Linked DNA regions of Homo sapiens: region 1 is linked to region 2. The links are chromatin loops, found by intact Hi-C in ENCODE. Cell type or tissue: mammary epithelial cell. All regions are shown on one strand. Each heading gives the region's core, and the rest is flanking DNA. Links, peaks and the distances in the headings are about the cores only. Region 1 has its middle 45 kb from the start of LINC02145. Region 2 has its middle 70 kb from the start of ICE1.

Evidence for each region. A loop is a pair of places that touch in the nucleus more often than their neighbours do. Peaks named below come from ENCODE experiments on the same cell type or tissue, not always from the same donor. Only the 100,000 strongest peaks of a DNase experiment are listed, where the experiment ranks them.
Region 1: a loop joins it to region 2, with 16 times the contacts of the local background. A loop is called at or near these places in 10 of 110 quality-filtered maps.

The regions. Positions count from the first base shown.
Region 1 is chr5:6,290,856-6,293,779 of GRCh38, forward strand. No RefSeq gene overlaps it. Among named protein-coding and RNA genes, the nearest start is that of LINC02145, 45 kb to the right of the region's middle. In mammary epithelial cell, for the core only: a CTCF peak has its summit at 1,327 (motif pointing right); no DNase peak of the experiment used is centred there.
Region 2 is chr5:5,490,843-5,493,766 of GRCh38, forward strand. No RefSeq gene overlaps it. Among named protein-coding and RNA genes, the nearest start is that of ICE1, 70 kb to the left of the region's middle. In mammary epithelial cell, for the core only: a CTCF peak has its summit at 1,711 (motif pointing right); no DNase peak of the experiment used is centred there.

The DNA.
Region 1 (2,924 bases), core at 333-2,832, 800 kb after region 2:
CAAAAGTGAGAGAGAGAATATAAATCACAGATATAAAAAATGAGAGAATATTCATTAAATAATGAATCCCTTTGGCATAAGGATAATAAAGGTATACTATGAACAACTCTGTTTCCAAATTTGATAACTTAGATGAAATGAATGAATTTCTTGAGAGACACAAACTACCAAAACTCACACAAGGAGAGAGAGGCAACTTGAATAGGCATGTGTTTATTAAAGAAATTGAATAAATAACTTATAGCCTTCCTAAAAAGAAAGTACTATACCAGATGTTTTCACCAGTAAATTCTAACAAACATTTCAAGAAATAATACTAATTCTTTACAATATCTTCCAAAAAAATAAAAGCAGAGGGAACATTTCCTAACTCAGGTATGAGGCCAGATTACCTTAATACCTAAATCAGATAAAGATGTGAAATGAAAGGAAAACTATAGACTGATATCTCTCATAAATATATATGAAAAACTTCAACAAAATATTAGGAAATCAAATCCATCGAAGTACAAAAAGAATTATACATCCCAACCAAGTGGGATGTATTTAAAACATTCAAGGCTGGTTCAAGACTCAAAAATAAAAAAAAATCAATGTAACCCTCCATATCAACAAGCTAAAGAAAAGAAATAATTTGATCAAATCAATCAACACAGAGAAAGGCATTTAACAAAATCCAACACCCATTTATCATAAAACTCTTAGCAAACTAGAAACAGAGAGGACATCATCAACTTGATAAAAAAGTTATTAAAAGCTGAAAGCTAATATCATATTTAAAGAAAACAGAGTGGAATCTTCCCCCTCAAAATCAGGAACAAGGCAACAATGTCCTCTCTCACCATTCCTATTCAACATTGTGCTAGAAGTTTTACCTGGTGCAATAAAAATAGAAAAAGGAAGAAATGTATATGGATTAGAAAGAAAGAAGTAAAACTGTCTTTAGTCACAGATATAATCTTTTATGTAGAAAAGTCCAATTAAAAACACTTCTGGAACTAATAAATATGTATAACAAGGTCTCAAAAGTCAATTGCTTTCTTTTATACCAGAAATTTAAAAATTAGCATTTGAAATTAGAAAAGAAAATACTGAGATGCTTAATTTTATGTGTCAGCTTGACTGAGCCACAGTGCCCAGATATCTGGTCAAACATTCTAGACTTTCTTGTGAAAGTATTTTTTTGGATTAACATTTAAACGGATAGAATTCGAGTAAAGACAATTACCCTCTATAATGTGGGTGGGCTTCATCCAATCAGATGAAGCATTCAGTAGAACAAAGACTGGCCTTTCTCAAGCAAGAAAAAATTCTGCCAGCAGATGGCCTTTGGAGTCCAACTTCTACTCTTCCCTGGGTCTCCAGCCTGCTGCCTAACCTGCATATTTGCAGTTGCCAAGGCTTCACAATTATATGAGCCAATTTCTTTAAATCTTCCTGTCTCCCCACCCCAAACACACACACACACTCACACACATTGTCTCACACACGCACTCACACACAGAGATGATGATGTTTCTGTTTTTCTGTTTCTCTGGAGAACCCTAATACAAATACCATTTACAATAGCACAAAAAATGAAATGATTAGGTATAACTATAACAAAAATATGTATAGGATATGAATGCAGAAAACTATGAAATGCTGATGAAATCAAAAACTAAATAAATGGACAGATATTCCATGTTCATGGATAGGAAGACAATATTGTCAAGATGTCAGTTCTTTCCAACTTGATCCACAGATTCAAGACAATCCAGACTTTACTGGACTACTTTGTAGGCATCAATAAACTAATTTTAAAGTGTGTATCAAATGGCAAAATAGTTAGATCACACAACACTAAAGAAGGAGTAGGAGAAGAAGAAGGAGGAGGAAGAACAATAAAGCTGAAGGACTCACAGTGCTCTATTTCAAGACTTACTATTAAGCTACAGTAATCAAAACCTAGTGTTGGCAAAAATAAATAAATAGGTCAATGTAACTAAATAGTCCATAAATAGAGCCACACAGATATAGTTAACTGATCTTTGATAAAGGAGCAAAGGCAATTCCATATAGAAAAGACAGTTTTTTTTAACAATTGTGCTAGAAAACTTGGATGTCAATATGAAAATAAAACCCTAGCCCTTACACATGTCACAAAAAATTAACTCAAAATTGACCATATACCTAAATGTAAAACACGAAGCTATAAAACTTCTGGAAGAAATGACGAGAGAAAAAACTATAAGACCTGGCTTTTTTGAGGTGGTTTTATATACAACATGAAATGATAATCCATGAAAGTAAATTGAACTGATAACTTGGAATTTATTAAAATTTAAAACTGCTATGTAAAAGATACTTATGAAAATAAAAATACAAACCACAGAATGGGAGAAACTATTTGCAAAACATATCTGTTAAAAGACTTGTATTCAAAATATACAAAGAAACTTAAAACTCAACAATGAAAAGAGAAATAACCCAACTTTTCTTTTTTAGATTCATGGGGTACACATGCAAGTTTGTTACATAGGTATATTGTATGGTGTTGAGGTTTCGGCTTCTAATGATCCTGTTAGCCAAGTAGCAAACATAATACACAATAGATAGTTTTTCAATCCTGTCCCCCCATTTCCCCTTTTTGGAATCCCCAGTATTTATTGTTCTCATCTTTGTGTCTATGTGTACCCAATGTTTAGCTCCTCTGTAAAAGTGAAAACATGCAATATTTGGTTTTCTGTTTCTGTACTAGTTTGCTTGTGATAATGGCCCCAGCTGCATACATGTTGCTGCAAAAGATATGATTTTATTATTTTCATAGCTATGTAGTATTCCATGGTGTATATGTACCACATTTTCTTTATCCAATCCGCCATTGTTTGGTATCTGTGTTGATTCCATATCTTTGCTATTGTGAATAGTGCTATGATAAACAT
Region 2 (2,924 bases), core at 297-2,796:
GAGGGACCCAGACTTGAAAGCAGGCAGGAGGAATGTCCCTGCTGGGGCAGCCCTGCAAGGCAACAATCCCATGAGTGCCAGAAGGAGTCTGCTGGAGCCAAAACACCTGTCACGTGTCCATGGGATCAGGTTAGATAACTGCCAGTCACTCAAGACAGCTGGGAGCACTTTCATGCTGAGTGGCATCTGAGGCTCCAGGGAGATTGAGTGGAGGTGTCACGTGCGATAGTTCACTGGAGCTGTTCTGATGAAAAGGGATGTGAGAAGGGCAAGAGGTGAAGTGGAGAGACCTGTTAGGAGGCGACTGCAACAGGTGGAGCTGGGAGCTGACGGTTGTGAGGGTGCAGATGACAAAGGGCAGATGGACTTCACATCTATTGGGGTAGAATTGATGCTGTGTTCATGAAGTTCCGGGGAAGAATCAGGGAAGACGTCCAGGTTACTGAGTTGAGCACCTGGAGTTGGGGATAGATGCACACAGGTTTAGGAATTACAGGTGGTAGGAATCACGACTCGAGCTTTCCATTTGGGACATGGGAACCATAAGACCTCCAAGGAGAGGTGGCAGGGAACCTTTACAGGAAAAACTATATAGAAGGGATGTGACAGAGCTTTGGAAGTTGATAGCATATGGAGACTACTTAAAGCTCTGTGTGTGTATTTCTGCGTTCACCTAGGGAGAAAAATAACTTCCCCCCAGTCCCTCCTATAATTTGAAGTGCCATGGGAGAGGGAGAAGATGAAAGACGGGGCAGGAGGTGTTTTGGGAGGAAACTTGTCAGTCATGTATTGTCCAGGCACTTGGCTACCGATGTGGCTGGAAGCTGCAAGGTCAGGTGAGGTGAGTGACCTTGGTGAGCATCTCCCACATACTGATGGGCTTGGAATGGGTGGCACAGGGAGTGGGAAGTAAGGAAGAGAGAAGAGCAGGGCGTGGTCCACTGAGTTTGTGGAAATTGTGCTTAGTGAGTGGATTTGTCAGGTGGTTCAAACATGTTAAACCTCAGCAGTCGTATGTGTTTTTAATTAATGGAGAGGAGGGGCACTGTCGTTTATTAGCACCCGTGCTGACTTTTGCTTGCCATACTTGTTCCTTGAGTTTACTTGGCAGCATCCACTCCATATGAACTGATGACGACAAATAATAGGCTTGAAGTTGCCCACTGTACTGTGTTATCCCCAGAGAGTGGAAAGGTTTTAAGCTGTTATTAATTTCTAGTACCGAAACAGAACATTATTTTAACGTTTTATTACTTGAACCAAAAAAAAAGACTAAAACTGTAAACACAAAAATGAACACTTTTCAGCCTGGAGTTAGATGAGGCTTTCAACTGGTGCTTGGCGGCTCAAGCTGGTTCCCCTGCAGCTTGATAAGCCTTTCAGTGCAGAGGTAAGCAGGAGACACTGAATCAGGCTGCGCTGGGCAAAGGCAGAGATTCTCGGAGCGTCTGCACATGATGGTATTTGCGTGGGAAGCCAGGGCAGCAGTGAAGAGGGTGAAAATGGTCAACAGAGTGTGGACGGACAGCAAGATGATTACACACTTCGGAGTGTCATTTTTCACAGAGAAAGTACTCTGTTACATTGTTTGTTTTTTAAAATAGGATGTGGCAGTGTAATTCAGCAAGTTCAATATTTAAGGAACATGAAATAGAAATAAATTCATACCTGGACTTGGAAAGAACTGCACTGTAGCCATTAGAGGGCACTGTAGACTCACCCATGAACAAACCATCCGGAAGAGACAGGGAACCTTAACTGGAGAGGTCGTCTGGGTGCAGAATTTGGCGCTCTGAGAGCCTTTCTATCAGGGAAGCATTTCCATTCACGTTTGGGGTGTTCCTTGCACTTCCTAGGGCCATTATTAATAAGTAAATGGGGAAAATGTGTGGATAGAATAACATGTAAAGTTCGTGTTTAAGAGCACATTTCAAAAAAGAAAAAAGCAAATACTTAAGTCCTTTGATCAAAAAACAACAAGAAGAAAGGGAAGGAAGGGAGAAAGAAGAAAAGAAAGAGAAAGAGAAAAAGAAAGGAAGGAAAGAGGAAAGAAAAAGAGAAAGAAAAAAAGAGAAAGGAAAGAGAAGGAAGGAGGGAGGGAAGGAAGGAAGGAAGGAAGGAAGGAAGGAAGGAAGGAAGGAGGGAGGGAGGGAGGGAGGGAGGGAAGGAAGGAAGGAAGGAAGGAAGGAAGGAAGGGAAGGAAGGAAGGAGAAAGACAAGCAAGTGACCAGGTGAGTAATTGGTAGTGGCAGTGAAGTGAATGGCAGGTTGTGTCACTCTCCTCTGATGAACTGGCAGGCAAAGAAACTAGTCAATTAAGTCATCCTGCCCACATTGAACATTACTTTTTTCAAGCATCCCTGACGCATTATCTTGTGTAGAACCATATTACAAAGAATTTATAGTGCGAATAGAGCTCACACCTGGAAATCTAATCAACCGCCCTCATTAAGACTTAGGATGCAACAATGTTTCAATGAGGGGTGTTTTAAAAATTTAGGAGAAAGTTGAAAAAGTCAGATCTATAAACTTGTAAATGCTTTCCTCTCTTGCTTGCTTCCATCTACCTGACGCTTTCTCAAGGAAATTCAGAGTGCATAATTGTGAAACAAGAAGTTCATTTTCTTGCCCCTCCAAGGGGAATTTTGAGGAATTAAAGCGCCCTCACTGTATTGTAGTCAGTTTGTTTTGCACAACGAAATAGGTTCTGATGACAGAGGCAAAAACAGAAGTGTGAGTGAAGAGCCATAAAAATGATATAATTCAGTTTTCTATGAAAATGAATGCTTTTGCTTGCTTTCATGAAGAACTTTGTGTTTTTGTGAAGGACGTTAGTACCTTGGAATGCCTTGGCTCAGGCCACCTTGTCTTCCAAAGCACACAAGATGTGTCTCATCAGGGTGTCAAGGTGCCAGCGTTCACCC